Regions from separate parts of the Homo sapiens genome. Here region 2 is linked to region 1. Evidence: read pairs that join two places in POLR2A ChIA-PET (ENCODE). Cell type or tissue: GM12878. All regions are shown on one strand.

The links. Peaks named below come from ENCODE experiments on the same cell type or tissue, not always from the same donor. Only the 100,000 strongest peaks of a DNase experiment are listed, where the experiment ranks them.
Region 2: POLR2A ChIA-PET joins it to region 1 with 5 read pairs; 2 of 35 experiments call an interaction of 5 or more read pairs at or near these places.

What each region holds. Positions count from the first base shown.
Region 1 is chr12:57,262,840-57,265,339 of GRCh38, reverse strand. The region is part of intron 19 of R3HDM2 (R3H domain containing 2); the gene reads left to right. Among named protein-coding and RNA genes, the nearest start is that of STAC3, 13 kb to the right of the region's middle. RefSeq lists an enhancer at 1,260-1,554. In GM12878, a CTCF peak has its summit at 1,406 (motif pointing left); a DNase peak (open chromatin) is centred at 1,362; H3K27ac peaks cover 575 bases.
Region 2 is chr12:57,099,991-57,102,490 of GRCh38, reverse strand. STAT6 (signal transducer and activator of transcription 6) reads left to right here. Exons shown (of 22, transcript NM_003153.5): 13 at 1-201; 14 at 2,401-2,495. Among named protein-coding and RNA genes, the nearest start is that of STAT6, 10 kb to the left of the region's middle. RefSeq lists enhancers at 1-165, 166-666, 1,949-2,471. In GM12878, no CTCF peak of the experiment used is centred here; no DNase peak of the experiment used is centred here.

The sequences.
Region 1 (2,500 bases):
TTGTGTGCTCACATACATTGTAACATTTTAATTCTCACCATAACTTTGTGAGGAGGAAATTTAAAACTCAAAGAAATTAAATGACTTGCCTAAAGTCACAATCCTCTAACTTGAATTTGGGTCTTTTGACTTTCCGCATCCCATACTGAGTCTTCAACACATTTTCAACACTTTTTTTTACTCAATTTCTTTCTCTCCAGTGGAAAATAAATGGACATCATGTTACACAGCTAAGGGCCCTCTTTGGAGAGGCCAGCCATTCCAAGTTAATAAGTTTATGCCATGCAGCCTTTCACTGCCTTTGCCAAGAATTCCCCTAACACGCAAGTACAGCTGCCCTTGTTTGTATCCCTTTCACCCTACCCTCAAATAGCAATACACTGCAGTTAAAGAAACTTTAGGGGACTGTGTGCAGTGGTACACACCTGTAATCCCAGCACTTTGGGAGGCCAAGGCAGGAGAATTTCTTGAAGCCAGGAGTTCGAGACAAGCATGGGCAACAAAGCAAGACCCTATCTCTACAAAAAATTTAAAAATTAGTTGGGCATGGTGGCATGTGCTTTTAGTTCGTCCCAGCTACTTGAGAGGCTGAGGCAGGAGGATCACTTGAGCCCAGGTGTTTGAGGCTGCAGTGATCTATGATGGTGCCACTGCATCATGGTGATGTCACCCTGTCATCATGGAGAGCAAGACCCTGTCTCAAAAAAAAAAAAAAAAAATCTGGAAGGAAGTCTTTTGTTTTTTCTTTTCTTTTCTTTTCTTTTTTTTGAGACAGAGTCTTGCTCTGTCACCCAGGATGGAGTGCAGTGGTGCAATCTCGGCTCACTGCAACCTCCACCTCCCAGGTTCAAGCAGTTCTCCTCCCTCAGCCTCCTGAGTAGCTGGGACTACAGGCGCCTGCCACCATGCCTGGCTAATTTTTGTATTTTTTTTTTTTTTTTTTTTTAGTAGAGGCAGGGTTTCATCATGTTGGCCAGGCTGTTCTTGAACTCCTGACCTCAGGTGATCCGCCCGCCTCGGCCTCCCAAAGTGCTAGGATTACAGGTGTTGAGCCAGCTTCCCAGCCCAGCTGGGAAGGAAGTCTTTTTTTTTTTTTTTGAGACAGAGTCTCTCTCTGTCGCCCAGGCTGGAGTGCAGTGGCGTGATCTCGGCTCACTGCAGCCTCTGCCTCCCAGGTTCAAGCAATTCTCCTGCCTCAGCCTCCCAAGTAGCTGGGATTACAGGCACATGCCGCCACAGCTGGCTAATTTTTAAATTTTTAGTAGAGACGGCGTTCACCATGTTGGCCAGGATGGGCCTGATCTCCTGACCTCATGATCTGCCCACCTCGGCAGGAAGTCTTAATTTAGCCTCCAACCATCTCCTTTCCACTCTATCGTGGGAATGTCAGAGTGCCCTCTTCTGGTGAGAGGGAGATATTTTGTCAATTTTCCCTATTTAGAAATGGAATATTTTCACTTGAAGATTTTTTGTACGTCACTATGTTGGATGCTGTGGAGTAGATTCCAGAATTAATCTTACTCATTAGACATGATCAGTTCTTACCTTTAAGGAGCAATGACTTCCAGGCCAGGCATGGTGTCTCATGCCTGTAATCCCATCACTTTGGAAGGCCAAGGAGGGTGGATCACTTGAGGCCAGGAGTTCGAGACCAGCCAGCCTGGCCAACATGGCAAAACCCCATCTCTACTAAAAATACAAAAATTAGCTGGGCATGGGGGTGCACATCTGTAATCCCAGCTACTTGGAAGGCTGAGGCATGAGAATTGCTTGAACCCAGGAGGCAGAGGTTGCAGTGAGCCGAGATTGCGCCACTGCACTCCAGCCTGGGCAACATAGCGAGACTGTCTCAAAACAAAAAAAAAGGAGCAATGACTTCCGCCTTCATACAGGCTGAGGTTTTTAATTCAAAAGTCCTTAACTTTTATTATGTTATTGGTCTCTCTGGCTGTTTCTCCTAGTGTCTGCCAGGGGCACTTGGCCTTAAAATTTCCAGTGGGGTATAGATATTGCAGAAACCAGCTCCAAGAAGCACTGTAGCCTATGGTGGTGCTGGGTACTGCGGGGCATTTTTTCTCCTGCATGTACATGTAGGTATACTTGTATGTGCATTTTTGTGTGTATCCTTTGTGGCATGTCCTTATATCTATTGGGTCACTGTGGTTACATCTATTCATCTTCAAATGCAAGATCTTTGAACCATAAACAAATCAAGTGAAAAGAATTTTTCATTACCTACTCTGTCATACTAGGTTAATTTAAGTAAACTAAAACAACAGTTCTGGAAGTTGGCAACACTAGAAATCTGGACCAGGGTTAGAAGAAAGAGATAATTAATGTAGGCTTCCCACGTCAAAAGAAATGGAGAATCCCTCTTTATCGTCTGTTTTCCTTGCTTCTTTGGAATTTTCTCAGTTTTATCTCCTTTGTTCTTAGTTACCCTGGTTGATCCTAGGCTTCTGACTGACCCCTTGTACTTTTCCTAGATAGTGGTATCTTG
Region 2 (2,500 bases), 160 kb after region 1:
GTGCCCTTTGTGGTGGCTGAGCGGGTGCCCTGGGAGAAGATGTGTGAAACTCTGAACCTGAAGTTCATGGCTGAGGTGGGGACCAACCGGGGGCTGCTCCCAGAGCACTTCCTCTTCCTGGCCCAGAAGATCTTCAATGACAACAGCCTCAGTATGGAGGCCTTCCAGCACCGTTCTGTGTCCTGGTCGCAGTTCAACAAGGTCATTCTCCTGCCCTTTGGACCTCCCACCCCCAAGCTCTTCATCCCTGGGGCACTCAGGGCCTGCTCAGCCTCCATGCAGGGACCTTCCACTGGATTCTCCACAGTGCCCCCTCAGGTCCTTTAGGAAGGCCTGTCATGGACCAGGGAGGAAAAACCCCAGGCCTGGGGGTTGGCTCTGGAGATGCGTTCTCTGACATCCCTGAGGTTTTGGTCTGGGGGCCATCTGTCCTTCCTCTTTACCAGTGACTTGCATGACTCACCCAGGTTGTGTGTAAACAGAGCTCTGATTCAAAGTGACTTTGACCTGTTGGAAAAATAGTTCCTGGCCGGGCACAGCGGCTCATGCCTGTAATCCCAGTCTTTGACATGCCGGGGTGGGTGGATCACCTGAGGTCAGGAGTTTGAGACCAGCCTGGCCAACATGGTGAAACTCCATCTCTACTAAAAATACAAAAATTAGCCAGTTGCGGTGGCACATGCCTGTAATCCCAGCTACATGGGAGGCTGACGCAGGAGAATTGCTTGAACCCAGGAGGTGGAGGTTGCAGTGAGCTGAGATCATACCACTGCACTCAAGCCTGGGTGACAGAGCAAGACTCTGTCTCAAAAAAAAAAAAAAAAAAAGGCCAGGCATGGTGGTTCATGCCTGTAATCCCAGCACTTTGGGAGGCCGAGACGGATAGATCACCTGAGGTCAGGAGTTCGAGACCAGCCTGGCCAACATGGCAAAACCCCGTCTCTACTAAAAACAAAAAAATAGCCAGGAGTGGTCGTTTGCGTCTGTAATCCCAGCTACTCGGCTGAGGCAGGAGGTGAACCCAGGAGGTAGAGGCTGCAGGGAAGATGAAACCATTGCACTCCAGCCTGGGCAAGACTCTGTATCAAAAAAAAAAAAAAAAAAGGCTAGGTGTGGTGGCTCACACCTGTAATCCCAGCACTTTGGGAGGCTGAGGCGGGCGGATCACAAGGTCAAGAGATCGAGACCATCCTGACCAACATGGTGAAACCCCGTCTCTACTAAAAATACAAAAATTACCTGGGCATGGTGGCGCATGCCTGTAGTCCCAACTACTCGGGAGGCTGAGGCAGGAGAATCACTTGAACCTGGGAGGCAGAGGTTGCAGCGAGCCAAGATTGTGCCACTGCACTCCAGCCTGCCAACAGAATGAGATTCTGTCTAAAAAAAAAAAGAAAGAAAGAAAGAAAGAAAAAGAATTCCTGTTGCAAAAACTGAACAAAATCCCACAGGGACATGTGCAGTAATACCAGCTACCACGTGTTGACAGCTTATATGCCAGGCGCTGTGCTTAACACCTTATGTATGTTATCTCACTTAATCCTCCCAACATCTCTTTGAGGTAGATACTATTATTATCCCCATTTTACAGATGAGGAATCTGATGCTCAGAGGGTTATGTAGTTTGTTCAAGTTCCCAAAGCAGGTGAGTGCCATGGCTAGGAGAGAACCACATATTTCTGACTCTTGCTCTTTTATTTTATGTTATATTATGTTATTTTATGTTTTGGTTTTTTTTTCTTTTCTTTCTTTCTTTCTTTCTTTCTTTCTTTCTTTCTTTCTTTCTTTCTCTTTCTTTCTTTCTTTCTTTCTTTCTTTCTTTCTTTCTTTCTTTCTTTCTTTCTTTCTTTCTCTTTCTCTTTCTCTCTTTTTCTTTCTTTTGTGTGAGACAGAATCTTTAAAGAGAAGAAAGAAATGCTCATGTGACCAGAGGGTGTGTTAGCTAAAGGGAGCAAGACAGTCACACCCAGCAGGTTACCTTCCTTTGGGCGTCACCTCTGCCACACCTCCTTAGGGAGAGGGTGTAGCATAGTAGTTAAGAGGGGCTCCAGGGCCAGAATGCCTGGGTTTAAATCCTAGCTCTGCCTCTTACCAGCTATGTAGACCTGGGCAAGTCATTCGACGTTTTTGGACTTCCATTTCTTCATCTGTAAGATGGAATTATTATAATCCCTACTTCCATAGCCTGGTAAAGAGCAAATAAATATATGGAAAGGCTTGAAATAGTGGCTGGCACGTGTAAGCATTAGGATTGGTCGTTGTCATTGATGGAGTCTCAGGTTCGGTCTGATCCTCAGCCCTGTGATTCTGTCGTGAGGGCACTCACAGCTCACTGCCTGCCCTAAACAGGCTCCAGCTCTGGCCCTCCCTCGGCTCACACCTTTCCCCCTCTCCCCCTAGGAGATCCTGCTGGGCCGTGGCTTCACCTTTTGGCAGTGGTTTGATGGTGTCCTGGACCTCACCAAACGCTGTCTCCGGAGCTACTGGTCTGACCGGTGAG